2 separate regions of the Homo sapiens genome follow, and region 2 is linked to region 1. A link is an interaction called in ENCODE POLR2A ChIA-PET data of the cell type or tissue named here. Cell type or tissue: B cell. All regions are shown on one strand.

Region 1 (8,000 bases):
TAAAACTTTATATTTTATATTAGCTTTTGATTTTTCCCTCCCCAAATCCAATCTTTTCCTTATCAGTAAATGACACTGCCACTGCTTACATCCACATGCAAGGATTCATCTCTGATGTCTCCTTTCCCTTACCTCCCCCAATCCATCAATCAGTTCTACCTCCAAAATAAAGCTTGAATCACCATGTCTCTCTTGGAATAATGTCAAAACCTCCACAATGGTCTTCATGCTTCTATATTTGCCCCTTCTCAATTTATTTTTCACAAAATCATTCTATTGATCTTCTCAAAACAAAAATGAGATCCTGAAAAGCCATAAAATTATATTATGGTCTACAAGACCTTGCAAGATCTGATTTCTACATCCCCATCCTCATCTCATCCTACTCTTTTTCCTCCTTCTCACTACATTCAAACTATGCTGCTCTAACAACAATTTCTTCTATGGGTGGTGACCATCTTTTGATCATTGCTTTCATCATTATTATTTGCCCCTAAATAAAATCTTGAATCAGTATACAATTAAGATAATTTAAAAATGTCAATGCAGAACTCACTGTGTTCTCTTCAGTATCATTTGGTAATGTCCAATGACACTGAAAAATCTCGCCCAAAATGGGATTGTATGGCTTTTTGGCAACTGATCCTTTCCTTCCCGCATGAAAGGCTGAGAGGTACCATTTCACAACCTGAACCATTCGATCCTTGGGATCCTTCTGGTCACTAATGCTGCAAGGGAGAAAGACAAAATTTAATGTCCTGCTTTCTGGTACAAGACAAGATGATGCAACAACCCCCAGCATGGTCCACCTAAGTCAGGCTGAGAGGACTGAGGACCTAGGACCAGGAGTTAGCTTACAGTTTCATTTTAAAATTGAGTATAATATATATAATTAAATGCATTGGTCTTAGTGGTTTTTTCTTTTTTTTTTAATTTCAACAGGTTTTTGGGGAACAGGTGGTGTGTTTGGTTACATGGATAACTTCTTCAGTGGTGATTTCTGAGATTTTGGTGCACCCATCACCCAAGCAGTGTACACTATATCCAATGTGTAGTCTTTTATCCTTCACACCCCTCCCACCCTTCCCCTTGAAGCCCCAAAGTCCACTGTATCATTCTTTCTTTTTGAGACGGAGTCTCGCTCTGTCACCCAGGCTGGAGTGCAGTGGCGTGATCTCGGCTCACTGTAACCTCACCTCCCAGGTTCAAGCAATTCTCTGCCTCAGCCTCCCGAGTAGCTGGGATTACAGGTGCTTGCCACCAGCTTGGTTTTTCATTCCTGAGTCTCTTCATTTAGCATAATGGTTTCCAACTCCATCTAGATTGCTGTGAATGCCATTATTTCGTTCCTTTTTATGGCTGAGTAGCATTCCACAGTATATATATGCCACGTTTTCTTTATTTGCTTGTTGATTGATGGGCATTTGGGCTAGTTCCATTTTTGCAATTGCAAATTGTGCTGCTATAAACATGTGTGTGCATGTGTCTTTTTCATATAATGACTTCTTTTCCTCTGAGTAAATACCCAGGAGTGGGACTGCTGAATCAAATGGTGGATCTACTTTCAGTTCTTTACGGCATCTCTATTCTGTTTTCCATAGTGGTTGTACTAGTTTACATTCCCACCAGCAGTGTAAAAGTGTTCCCTTTCCACCATATCCACATCAACATCTATTTTTTTTTTTTTTAATATGGCCATTCTTGCAGGAGTAAGGTGGTATTATTGCATTGTGGTTTTGATTTGCATTTCCCTGATAATTAGTGATGTTGAGCATTTTTTCATGTTTGTTGGCCTTTTTTTTTTTTTTCTTTTTGAGATGGAGTCTCGCTCTGTTGTCCAGGCTGGAGTGCAGTGGCGCGATCTTGGCTCACTGCAAGCTCCACCTGCCGGGTTCACGCCATTCTCCTGCCTCAGCCTCCCCAGTAGCTGGGACTACAGGCACCTGCCACCACGCCCAGCTAATTTTTTTGTATTTTTAGTAGAGACGGGGTTTCACTGTGTTAGCCAGGATGGTCTCACTCTCCTGACCTCGTGATCCACCTGCCTTGGCCTCCCAAAATGCTGGGATTACAGGTGTGAGCCACCGCGCCCGGCCAACCATTTATTTTATTATCATTATCTTCTTTTGATAATTGTCTATTCATGTCCTTAGCCCACTTTTTGATGGGATTATTTGTTTTTGTTTTTGTTTTTTTTTCTTCCTGATCTGTTTGAGTTCCTTGTAGATTCTGGATATTAGTCCTTTGCCAGATGCATAGTTTGCGAATATTTTCTCCTACTCTCTGGGTTGTCTGTTTACTCTGTTATTTCTTTTGCTGTGCAGAAACTTTTTAATTTGACTAAGTTCCATCTATTTATCTTTGTTGCATTCACTTTTGGATTATTGGTCATAAAGTCTTTGCCTAGGCCAATGTCCAGAAGTTTTTCCAATGTTATCTTCTAGAATTTTTATGATTTTAGGTCTTAGATTTAAGTCTCTGATATATGTTGAGTTGATTTTTGTATAAGGTGAGTGATGTGGATCCAATTTCATTCTTCTACATGTGGCTTGCTAGTTATCCCAGCACCATTTGTTGAGAAGGGTGTCCTTTTCCCACTTTATGTTTTTGTTTGCTTTGTCAAAGATCAGTTGGCTGTATTTGGCTTTATTTCTGGGTTCTCTATTCTGTTCCATTGGTCTATGTGCCTGGGTCTTAGTGTTTTGCTTGAGGATTTGACAAACGTATATATCTATTTAATTAATCGTCACTTAATCAAAAAACAGAATATTTCCATTAATCCAGAAAGTTTCCATATCTCCCTTTCCAAACAATCGCCACATCTTACTTACTCTGAGGCAAACACTGCTTCTGGTTTCTAGTATCATAGATTAAGTCCATGTAAGTGCATTGCTTAATTGCCAAATAATTGGAGATTTTCTGTATGTTATCAATTACTAATTTAATTCATGGGTGTAGAATATACACCCTGTATGATTCCAATTATTTTAAATTTATTAAGACTTCCCTATATATGTTCTATCTTGATAAACATTTCACATGCACCTGGAAAAGACTCTGTGTTATACAATTGTTGGGTAGTGTTTAGAAAGGCCAACTGGGTCAAGTTGATTTGATATGCTGTTTAAATCTTCTATAGCCTTCCTGATTTTTTGGGGGGGCGGGGAGGTGGTGAAGGCAGAGGCTACTTGCTTCATGAGACCCTGACGGATGAATTTGTGGACTTGGCTATTTCTCTTTTTAGTCAATTTTTGTTGCTGCATGTATTTTGAAGCTGTGTTATTAGGTACATACATATTTAGGAGTATTATTTATTCTTGATAAATAGATGCTTTTATCATTACAAAATATTCCTATTTGTCTCTAATAATATTTCTTGTCTTAAAAGTCTCCTTTGATACTTATACAGATACACCAGTTTTTGCTATGTTTAGTGTTTTGCATAGTATCTCATTTTCCATCCTTTTACTTTTAACCAGTGTCTTTAAAGTTTCTCTCTTGAAAATATCATATAGATAAATCCTGCTTTTTTAATCCAGTCTGACATTAAATGGAGTGGTAACTGTTGATATAGTTGGGATTAACTCTACCATTTTAATAGGTTTTCTACATGCCCCCTTTGTTCCTTGTTCATGCCATTATTTCTCCTTTTCTCCTTTCTTAGAATTAATGGAGTATTTGTATGATTCCGTTTAATCTTATCTACTGGCTTTTGAACTGTACTTTTATTTTTTTTAAGACAGGGTCTTGCTCTGTCACCCAAGCTGCAGTGGTGTGATTATAGCTCACAGTCCCAGCCTCAAATTGCTGGGACTGCATGACCCTCCTGCCTTAGCCTCCCAAGTAGCTGGAACTACAGGTGCACACCACCAAGCCTGGCTTATTATTAAAAATTTTTTTTTGTAGGGACAGGGTTGTGCTGTGTTGCCCTGGCTGGTCTCAAACTCCTGGCTTCAAGCAATCCTTCTACTTTGGCCTCCCAAAGTGCTGGGATTACAGGCATGAGCCACTGCAACTGGCCTGTAAATAGTTCTGGGGGCCTCAAAGTTTAAATTCTCACACATAAAAACTACCCTTAAATCTCAAATCTATACCCAATGAACAACTGGTACGTTCCATTTTTGCTTACACGTTACTAATAAATGCTTAAATTTTACTTCTTAAATTATCTGTTAATTTAAACACTGCCATATTTATTTAAATTTCTGCCTTTGGGGAATTGGTTATTCTTTTAAATCTTCATCAAGAAAAAAAAAATATATATTTATCAATGTCAGCCAATGTATCCACCCAGCAAGAAACTTCAGTGATATGTATCTAGCTTCAGTAAACCACAGTCTGAGACTAAGGAATGCAGAGAAGACGAACTAACAACATTCCCCATTACAAAAAAATTTCCTGCTACCAGCGAAAGGCAATGTGAACTCACCTCCTTGTAAATCAATTTCACCTTTACATTACTTCTATCTCATACATATACACATATATAATATTGCAAGCTTTATATTTAAAATTTATAAATCATCTATAATTTGGATACTATATTGTAAGCTCAAGGGCAGACATGACTTTTCCTTTCTCCAACTTGTAAGAAAGTGCCTAGCAAACAACAGGTGCTTTGGAAAGGTTTGCTGAACTCAGAAAATTAAGCTTCATTAGGATATAGTACAAATAATTTGACAGTGATTGCCAGTGCCTGGATTAAATAAACTTATACCATTGGCCTTGTGAATATTGGCTACCTATTAACGGGCTCTTGAGAATTTTTTAAAGTGTTAAACTTGGTTGCCTAACATCGCCACCATATAACTTTAAGCAAACAGGCAACCAGTGTAAACACATTATTCAATACCACAGAATACCCAGAAATGTTTGAAAGGTGACAAGGAATCCATCTATCCTGCAAAATAAAAGGCAGAAAGCTGCTGAGTAACATCTGTAAACGTTGGAAACTACCATGTTCAGTCAAATACCTCACAAACAGGTCCGGATGTGCAAAAAAGTCTGCATACATTTCTAAAAGAGATCTTCTTTCAAGAATAAACGTTGGAAGAACTACCTGAAAAACATACACATTTGACCCTTGAAGATCAAATTTCTCTTCAGATAAACAGACTAAAAAAAAAAAAAAGAAAACAAAACAAAACACCACCTCATTCAAATCATGGTAACATCCACCACATATTGCCCAGGCATGCTCCAAAAACTAATTCTCAACCTGTCAGATTCAGAAATGACCATTAACCTGCCTAGCAGATCAAAAACAGAGAAAGACTTTTGAATGTTCAAATGTCACTTCCTCTGTGAAACTTCCTTTTTCTCCCTAAGTATAGTAACAACAACAAACTACTCAACAAACTCACTCAGAGGAATCCTTTGATGCCTCCTATCTGCTGGACATTACATATACATTATTTTATTATTTGTATATTACATACATATTATATTACAATAGCCCTATGATGAAGAAATTATTACAGTGAAGAAATATGAAGCTCAGCGTCCCACTATTAATTGTCCCATTATTAATGTGGAATTCAAACTGGATCTGAGTTTGGGGCGTGTGTGCACTTTCTACTGCTGTTGCTCTATCATCATTAGACAAGTGTATAGGAAATACATGATGAGCACCTACAATCCAAGAATTAAGTTTTATTCACACTCGCGCTCTCACTACTATTTACACAGTAAGAAACTTTTAAATGAGCAATTAAAGGAATAAACAAAAAGAAGAAAAGAATACAGACTGGGAACCAACAAACTGGAATACGGGAAGACATGAGAAAGATGATTAACCAATGAAAAAAAGAGAAGAATTTCATTAGAGAATGGGAATGGGAGAAGAGTTTTTGAAATGAGTATCAGATTATCAATTATTCATTACGAAGTAGAACACCCCAGAGTAAGCAAAAATTTCTTAACATTTAGTAATAACTACATATCCACTATATTCAAGGTCCTGTGTTAAAAGCTGTGGTGGAGGCTGGGCATACTGGCTTGTGCCTATAATCCCAGCACTTTGGGAGGCTGAGGTGGGTGGATCACCCGAGGTCAGGAGTTCGAGACCAGCCTGGCCAACACAGTGAAACCCCGTCTCTACTAAAAATACAAAAATTACCTGAGTGTGGTGGCGCACACCCGTAGTCCCAGCTACTCGAGAGGCTGAGGCAGGAGAATCACTTGAACCCAGGAGGCAGAGGTTGCCGTGAGCCAAGATTGCACCACTATACTCCAGCCTGGGTGACAGAGCAAGACCCCATCTCTAAATAAATAAATAAATAAATAAATGCAAGCAAGCTATGGTGGAGACAAAGGTAAGTATGAGAGAATAACAAGAGCATTTAAATTGTAGGTGGAATGTGACAAACATCATACAAGAATGCTCTAAGCACCCTGGAAGTTCAGTTCAAGGAAAGATCATGCTCTGTTTGGGGGAACAGAATGAGGGCAGAGCTGGGAAACAATTTATTGAGGTGGCACTAGAGAAAAGCCTTAAAGAAGAGTAAGGCTGTGATAAAAGAACAAGACATGGAGACGGGAGAAAAAAAAAAAGACAAGGAAAGGATAGGAAGAGGGGTGTGACAGGGATTAATCAGTGAACCAGTGTGGCTGGACATATAATGAAAATATAAAGTGGGCTGATGAACACAAGCTTGGAAAGGGACACTAAGACTGTAACACTTAGAATCTCTATTATCAGACTCTCAGCATTTAAATTTTAGGTAAACATTTTTCTTCCACAGAACATGTAAATTCATAATCCAAATAGGGTTAGATTAGCAGGGAAGCTTATATACTGCCTTGGTACAACTTCTTACCACTTTAGATAACGCAGAATTATAAACCACCGAGTAAAAATGCTGAAGAAGAAAACATGGATAAATACCTTTAATGTATAAACAGCTCTTACAACTCAAGATGAAGATCACTACTCCAGTAGATAAATGGACAAAGGAACTGAACAGCCAAAAAACATTTTTAAAAAGTTTAATTTCACACGTAATTTAAAAAAAATAAATATTTTTTTCTTCTACTTAGGATTTTTCTGAGAACTCTTATTTAACAGATTTTCTTCAATGTTTGTAGTGCTATACTGATACATGCTATTAAGTCAAACTGCTGTAACAGTGATGAAGAGAGCTGGGTTTAGCTGTCTTCAACCTGGGTTCAAGAGCTTGTTTAGCCTCTTCTTAGCTGTGAGGAGGCCCTGAAAAATTAACTCAATTTCTCTAAGTACCTGAAAAGGAAGATAATTACATGCCCTGCTTATATGTTAGGGTTCTTTTATTTTAAAGACTGAGTGAGGTTAAATGGGATGTGACTGTGTAGTATTTTTAAAAACTACAAAGTATTTGGAAAACAAACTCTTTTTGGAAAGTATCTGAAGTGAGAAAACATTCTTATAAAAGACACAAATTTAAGGCATTATTGTAACAATACTTTGGAATGCATAAAAGGAACCAAGATTTCAGAATCTGTTGGCAATCACAGCCATTTGTGCCAATAAAAATTTCAAAAATGACTTATTTTAAACACATTCAGTAAAAAATAATTATGATAATATCATTTATAATATAACAAGCTTTTAGCAGCTATGGACTCAAATATGGTTTATTTGGCAGAGAAAATTATGTGAGGCAAGAATTACAAACTTGATTGTGGCAAATACATCTGGTTGCCTCTCCCCATCCATGCTTCACCCCCAAGAACTCTGATTCAGTTCAGGTTCAGCTGTGGGCTGCCATGGCCTTCTCTTCCACGTCTCAAGGGGTGAATGTGGATTCATTTAAACCAATCATTTAGCCTCCCCCTTGCCAGTGGCAGGTTTAGGCACGAGCATATGCCTGATACTGGCCAATGAGATTCAACAGGAAGCCTAATGAGCCACTCCTGGAAAACAACGTCCTTCCTAACAACAACAACAACAACAACAACAACAACAACAACAACGCCAGCAGCTGTACAATCTAATGATTACTGAAGCAATTCCGGGGACAAAC
Region 2 (8,000 bases), 58 kb before region 1:
TATACATTATATGTTTTAAAAACAAATACTGGTAGATGAGGAGCTGCAGAATTCTTAGCCTGGATTAGAGAAATAAGAGTATGTTATCCTTGGTGAGACTGGAAAAAGAAGAAGAAAAGAATGGGGCTAGTGTGAAATCTTTACATGGGCCTAGGGCTCTAAGAGTTATTGTATGGGTGGCTTCTATATAGATAATTAGATAATTGAGTTTGATTTAGCACTTTATATGGGAACGCAAAGGTCTGGACAAATAAGTACTTTGGAAGAGTTGAAATAGAAACTGGGCAGTTAAGCTTATTTAATATGTAACAACCATCAGTGGATAGATAAATAAGTCTTGATAGGGAGAATTTCTTAATATCTTTTGAAGAATACCTCCATTTTCATAGTAGGGAGTACCCAGAGGATAATTTTCGGAGCCAGTACAGTGGAATTGACCAGCAAAAGTTAGTTAAAGCTAGTTTCTTGAATATTGATAATATATTCAACATGGTACAGTCTACATACAAAGAGGCCGAGATGGGCAGATCACTTGAGTCCAGGAGTTCTGAGACTAGCCTAGGTAATGTGGTGAAACCCTGTCTCTCTAAAACATTAAAAAAAATTAGCTGGGTGTGGTGGCACATGCCTGTGGTTCCAGCTACTTGACAGGCTGAAGATGGGAGGATCACCTGAGCCCAGGGAGGTTAAGGTTGCAGTGAGCTTTGATTACACCACTGCACTCCACCCTGGCCAACAGAGTGAGACTTTGTCTCAAAAAAAAAAAAAAAAAGAAAAAGAAAAAAAGTGGTCACCCTTAAAGGTGGGAAGAGTTGAGGTATAAGTAGTAGATATGATTTAATAGTTATTCTTCTTGGAAAAAATTATTTTTTAAAAAGAAAGATTGTACCAGTTTTTTACTAAGTTGTTGGATTGAGTAATATTTTTAAGAAGCTTTTTCCTGTTTACTACTCAGATTATTAGTGATCCTGTTTTTGGGTAGCATGATAGACCAAGTATTAAATAGTTTTAACTTGGAAGGCTGTAGAGATGAACATCAAAACACTGGGGGAAAAAAAGGTATATATATGTCACTTGATAGTCTGTATGCTAAGGTCTCTATGAACAGATTGGAAATTAATAGATTCACTTTTAACTTAAAATAGATCTCATAATTCCAAATAGAGCATTAATAGGAAGAAATTATAAAAGTCACAAAAAAAAAGAACACTGACAGTCAGGAAACCTGGGTTCTACTTCTGGCTCTGTTCCTTTCTTTCTGCGTGATTTTAGGTGTTTTCATTTTCTTTCTTTTTTTTCTCAGTTTTAAAACAAGAATATAAAATTCTGAGGCCTATTTTAGCTCTAAGCCAGACCATGTTATAACTTCTTAACTGAATACTTCTTATCTATACTTTTTTTCTATATCTTTCCATCTATCTGTAAGTAGCTTTTCCCATGATCTGACTTGTTTATATTTCCTATTAACTGACAAAGCATTTAAAAACAGTTAAAAATTGTCTCGACAGGCATTTTAAATGTCAAGACATTATAAAATACTTTAGATTTATACAGCAATTGTGAACACCTTTGACAAATGAACATGTCTGTTCAGCCTTTTTGGTACCCCTTTTTATTTTGCTTAGGTAGATCAAATTCTAAGTTGATCTTTTCTAGCAGCAGGGTCAGAGTCTAGTGATCGTTTTTAAAATGGCTTAGATGCTACCTTTCTTTTCTGAGAACTCAGTGTGATATAATCCTTATAAGATATTGACAGCTAATTTTATGGATTATCCTACCGGGACAGTGGAACCTAAGTAGTTTGAAGACGAGAAATTGTTTTGATTCAGAAGCAATGGGTTCACTAGTGAAAGGAAAGATCCCACGATCGTAAGTGGTAAATGTTTATATTTGTTGAATAACTCTCTGAAAAAAGGAAATAAAGTAGATTAGCCTTGGTAAGAGGTGGCTTAAGAGTGGTTTTATGATCTAAGTTTTATTTGAAAAATGTGTGAAACTTGTTTAAGGTAAATGTGAGAATTAATAAAGGAATTGAGAAGAAAGATATTTGATCGTTTTTTGAATAACATTTACCTAATTAAGAAGTTAACTACTTTTCTGAGGCATCTTTTTTATCCCTCTCCGTTTTCCTCCTCCCAAAAGAAGTTGTTCTTGATTTTAAAAGTTTGATAAATTAACAAGGTTGAAATTTGAATATGATATACATTGAATTAAGATTTGTTCAGGGCTTTCTTAATTCAGTTCTCAAGTATGAATTTCTCAGGTCTGAATTTTTTAGGTAGAAAATTCTCAAGTATGAATTTCTTTTCTAGCAATTGCAGAGCCTGTTTTTGCTGTGGTCAAAGCTGACTGATAGACTGTGGTTTAAGTCAACTTATTCAAAAATGTCTTCAACCCTGCTGGTCGAGACAAGAAATCTTTATGGGGTAGTTGGAGCTGAAAGCAGGTTAGGCACCTATTAAAACATCACAGAACAGGTTAGATTGTGGTTTGAAGAACTGGATATTCCCCAATGTTTTAACTGAGTTTATGTGCCTAAGTCTTCAAAATGGGGTTTATAGTATCAAGTGAGGCTGTTTGGTTCTTCTGAAAACACACTCATTTTCTGACACATGGCTAGACTTTATGCCAGGTACATGCTATTTTTGAAAAGCTCTTTTTTAAGAGGTAACTGTTTATTAAAACAATCTGTTTCACCAAATATGTTAGCCCTGTAAAATTGACATTTACAAAAGTTTGAAGAAAACAAATTTGGGAAAGTTAATAATTCGCCTTTCTATCTTCAAGGATTCAAATTGACCGTTTTTTCTCCTTTTTTTGTCTTTTAACTTACTGTAATTATGCCCCAATAGTTCGGGTGCAGTGGCTCACGCCTATAATCCCAGCACTTTGAGAGGCTGAGGTGGGAGGATTGTTTGAGTCCAGGAGTTTGAGACCAGCCTGGGCCTCATAGCAAGACCCCTGTCTTAAAAAAAAAAAAAAAAAAAAGTCCCAATCATTTTAAGTGCAGTTTGGTGTACCTCTTGGCCATCAATTTTGTTAAAAACTCTGATTTTCCCAAAGTATTGGGAGAATATATACTGATAAGTAATATATGCTGTATATCTTCAATTAGAAGTGAAGAACTAAAAAGCCTCTTTAAAATTTAGTTATACTTTTTAATAGCTACCGATTTTATCTTTTTTTATCACTTACTATTTTTGTTAGATGTTTTCCTAAAATGTTATCTTATTCTATCTTAACAAAATTTTCTAAGTTACATGTTGACAGGTTTCACATCTAGTAACTGAGTCACTCAACACAAAGCTTTTAATTGCTTAGAGATCTTCAGAGATATCTATCTAGATATGTTACTTCCGCAGATTTCCAAAATCTAGTAATTCAGGGAAAAAACTTGGTTCAGAATTATGAAATGCTGACATGAAATGATATTTGGGTGGGCTGTCCAGTCCCTCTTCCCTTTTTTTCTGTCTGTTTCTGCTTTTTTTCCTTAGGTCTGCACCTGTTCAGCATTTGGCAGGATGGCAAGCGGAGGAGCAGCAGGGTGAAACTGACACAGTTCTGGTGAGTTTCACTTTGCTGCTCCTCCTGATTCTCAGGGAAAGAATTTTGTTACTCCTATTGGAAAACATCCATCTCCAAATGAATCCTTAAGATAAGATGCGAATATTATTCCTTTAGGGTTGACTCAACTATTTGTATGTGTTCTAATTACTCCAGTCTGCAGCGGCTCTTTGTGTTGGAGTTGGGAGTTTCGCTGATCCAGATGACCTGCCGGGGCTGGCACACTTTTTGGAGCACAGTAAGAATTTGTAAAATATCATTCCTGGTGTGTTTTTTTCCCCCCTCCAAACTTATATGAATTGATATCAAAGATTAGCAAGTGATTTGACAGAAGTATGATATATTTAGCAAGAGAAAAGGCTAAGAAAAAATCCTTGATTTATGAATATCGTGGGGGAAACAATCTGAGTGTACTTATATTGAGAGTTAGAATGAAACCACACAGAAAACTTTTAAACTGTAGATGTCACTATTGTTGAGCTATGTTAAGGCCAACGGATCAGGAGATGATTGCCATTTTCTAGGAAATGACCAGTCCTGGGGAGGGCAGTCCCTTCCAGGGTTAGCAAGGCCCCCAGCCAAACATCAGAAATACAGGAATTCCCTGGGTGAGGTGGCTCACGCCTGTAATCCCAGCACTCTGGGAGGCTGAGGTGGGTGGATCACTTGAAGTCAGGAGTTCGAGACCAGCCTGGCCAACATGGTGAAACCCCATCTCTACTAAAAATACAAAAATTAGTTGGGCGTGGTGGCATACACCTGTAGTCCCAGCTACTTGGGAATCTGAGGCAAGAGAATCATTTGAACCTGGGAGGTAGAGGTTGCAGTGAGCTGAGGCTGTGCCACTGTACTCCAGCTTGGGTGATAGAGCAAGACTGTCTCAAAAAAAAAAAAAAAAAAACAAGAAACAAAAAAAACCTAGAAATTCAAAAGGCATGATTAATATAAAAACAAAACAATAGAAGCTTTTCATTTAATTTGGAATGTACCTAAATAAAACTTACACGGGGCCGGGCGCGGTGGCTCACTCCTGTAATCCCAGCACTTTGGGAAGCCAAGGCAGGTGGATCACCTGAGGTCAGGAGTTCGAGACCAGCCTGGCCAACATGGTGAAACTCCATCTCTACAAAAACACAAAAATTAGCCGGGCATGGTGGCGCACACCTAGAGTTCCAGCTGCTCTGGAGGCTGAGGCAGGAGAATCACTTGAATCCAAGAGGCGGAGGTTGCAGTGAGCCGAGATCACGCCATTGCACTCCAACCTGGGTGACGGAGCGAGACTCCAGCTCAAAAACAAACAAACAAACAAAAAAACTCTATGTGGATGTTATATAGTTACAAATATTTATTTTTATTTTACAAATATTTATTTTAAATTACTCTTTTTTTAATGGTCTGGTTTTCTAAAGTATTTGAGGGTATACTTCTTACTTTGTGAATTTTTATAGTAGCCATTAATCTGCATATGTTTGTGCTTAAATTTTAATCTCCTTAAATTTAATTGAAGAGATTAAGTTGTAACAGCAGTAGCAGTTAATCTGCATATATGTTTGTGAATTTGTTTGAATTTTAATCTAATTAATAAAAGGTGAATTTTAATCTATTTAGACTTAAATATATTTGTGATCTCTTTATAAGTTATATGTTCGTCTTATCTTTCTTTAAAGATGAAATTTTTTTTTTTTAGTATAAAAGTAACATGAGCATAATAGAAAGTTACAAAATCAAATGTAATGAAGAAAGTATTATTTAGGGTCAGGTGTGGTGGCTCACGCCTGTAATCCCAGCACTTTGGGAGGCCGAGGTGGGCAGATCACTTGAGGTCAGGAGTTGGAGACCAGCCTGGGCAACCTGGTGAAACCCCATCTCTACTAAAAATACAAAAAATTAGCCAGGCATGGTGGCAAGTGCCTGTAATCCAGCTACTTGGGAGGCTGAGACACTTGAACCCAGGAGGTTCAAGAATCACTTGAACCCAGGAGGCAGAGTTTGCAGTGAGCCAAGATTGCACCACTGTGCTCCATCCTGGGCAACAGAGTGAGACTCTGTCTCAAAGAAAAAAAAAAGAATTCAGACATAACCATTTGATGTGTTGGTCTATTTTCTTTCAGTTTTTCTATGCATATAAGAAAGTTCATGTGTGATAAAAATATTTTCTATATCTTTGTGTTGTGTGACTTTGTGTTCTTTCCATTTAGTGGTATTCATGGGTAGTTTGAAATATCCAGATGAGAATGGATTTGATGCCTTCCTGAAGAAGCATGGGGGTAGTGATAATGCCTCAACTGATTGTGAACGCACTGTCTTTCAGTTTGATGTCCAGAGGAAGTACTTCAAGGAAGCTCTTGATAGGTAACTAACTCTAAATATACTTTAATTTTAATGATCTAATGGCACTTTGCAAATGTAAATAGAGTGTTCTTGTACAGTAGAATTGTCACAATACTTTACTTGGACCAGTCATGGTGACTCATGCCTGTAACTCAAGTACTTTGGGAGGCTGAGGTAGAAGGCTCGCTTAAAGCCAGGAGTTTGAGACCAGCTTGGGCAAAATAGTAAGAACCTGTCTCTACAAAAATAAGTAAATAAAAAATTAGCCAAGCATGATGGTGAGTGCCTGTAGTCCTTGGCACTCAGGAGGCTGAGGTGGAAGGATTGCTTGGGTCCAGGAATTCGAGGCTGTAGTGAGCTACAGTCACACCACTGCACTCCAGCCTGGGTGACAGAGTTTGTTTGAGACCCTGTCTCAAACAAAACTTTATTTGGAGAAAAAAGCTGTTAAACTGTTAAATACACTTTGACTCTTGTTCTATTATATATAGTCTTTGTATTAAAGATTAAAATAAAAGTCAACACCTTTTGGGTTTTATTAATTTTATTAATTATGTATTCTCTGTTGACTCATTATGACTTTTTTTTTTTTTTTTTAAGAGATATGGTCTTGCCATGGTGCCTAGGCTGGAGTGCTGTGGTGCAATTGGCCATCAATTGCATGAATGCATGGCTCAGTGCAACCTCAGCCTCCCAGGCTGAATGTGCCACCGCTCCCAGCTAATTTTTAAATTTTTTTGTAGAATTGGGAGTCTCTCTGTATTGCCCAGGCTGGTTTCAAACTCCTGGCCTCAAGTGATCCTCCTGCCTCAGCCTCTCAAAGTGCTGGGATTATAGGTGTGAGCCACTTTGCCCAGCCACTTAAAAAACAGAATTTAGTAGAAAATATGGAGAAACAGAGAAGCAAAAAAGGGATAAGATTGCCTCCAACTTTATAATCTAGAGATAACCACCATTAATGTTTTGGTATAGACCCATCTATATTTTTTAAAGTATACCGATCATATTGTTCATACCCTTTTATAATTGTTAATTTTAAGCAAGATATATCATTTTAACTTACATAATTTATAAAACATGATTTTTAGTGATTGTATGTTATTTACATTGTATAGAAGTACCATAAGGTGTTTAATCAGTTACATATGATTGGACAGTTGAGTTGTTTCCAGTTTTCTAATACTGTGATGATTATCCTGATCTCTGTGAATATCCTTAATTATTTCTATTAAGTTCTAAGCAGTGAAATTGCTGAGTATATTTGCAAATATATTTTTAAGACTTTTTTTTTCTTTAAGCTTTTGAAATTCATTGCAAAATTGTTTTCCAGAAAGTTTGTCAGTACAATAGTAGAAGTTTGAGATTACAGGGTTGCAGACCAAAGTCTACCCCGGAAAAAAGTAGAAAAGTAGAAAAAAGTTATACCTAATTCTAGATATATGCAAGATTGAAATGTAAAAGAAAAAAGAAACCTCACGTTTGTCTAGTATAATGTAAGCTCCTTCAGAGCAGGAATTTTTATCTATTTTTTGTTGATACATCTGCAAATCAATAATTTGGTAGATACTCAGATTTGTTAAATGAATTAATGCAGTTCCTTTATAGCAAAAATTACCATAAAATCAAAAGATAAATGACCAAAAAAAATTTTTTTTAAACATGATAGAGATCTAATATTTTTTTTAAAAATTGGCCTGGTGTGGTGGCTCACACCTGTAATCCCAACACTTTGGGGGGCCGAGGTGGGCGGATAACTTGAGGCCAGGAGTTCGAGACCAGCCTGGCCAACACGGTGAAACCCTGTCTCTACTAAAAACACAAAAATTAGCTGGGCTTGGTAGCATGTGCGTGTAATTTCAGCTACTTGGGAGGCTGAGACAGGAGAATTGCTTGAACCTAGGAGGCGGAGGTTGCAGTGAGCTGAGATCATGCCATAGCACTCCAGCCTGAGTGACAGAGTGGGACTCTGTCTCAAAAACAAAATAAAATAAAAAAGATAAAATAAAAAGAAATTATCTCTTTTCTTAAGAGATTAATTTGATCTGGAAAAATCCTTTGGACATATTCCTATAAATTGGAAGCATATGCCACTATTTATTTATTTT

Evidence for each region. ChIA-PET counts read pairs that join two places held together with the same protein. Peaks named below come from ENCODE experiments on the same cell type or tissue, not always from the same donor. Only the 100,000 strongest peaks of a DNase experiment are listed, where the experiment ranks them.
Region 2: POLR2A ChIA-PET joins it to region 1 with 5 read pairs; 3 of 35 experiments call an interaction of 5 or more read pairs at or near these places.

Annotation. Positions count from the first base shown.
Region 1 is chr1:51,773,892-51,781,891 of GRCh38, reverse strand. It overlaps OSBPL9 (oxysterol binding protein like 9), which reads right to left. Exons shown (of 24, transcript NM_024586.6): 15 at 4,974-5,059; 16 at 557-728. Among named protein-coding and RNA genes, the nearest start is that of MIR761, 59 kb to the left of the region's middle. In B cell, no CTCF peak of the experiment used is centred here; no DNase peak of the experiment used is centred here; H3K27ac peaks cover 1,012 bases.
Region 2 is chr1:51,831,933-51,839,932 of GRCh38, reverse strand. NRDC (nardilysin convertase) reads left to right here. Exons shown (of 31, transcript NM_001101662.2): 3 at 3,721-3,802; 4 at 5,763-5,916. It overlaps MIR761 (microRNA 761), which reads left to right and starts at 3,531; the gene lies at 3,531-3,589. In B cell, no CTCF peak of the experiment used is centred here; no DNase peak of the experiment used is centred here.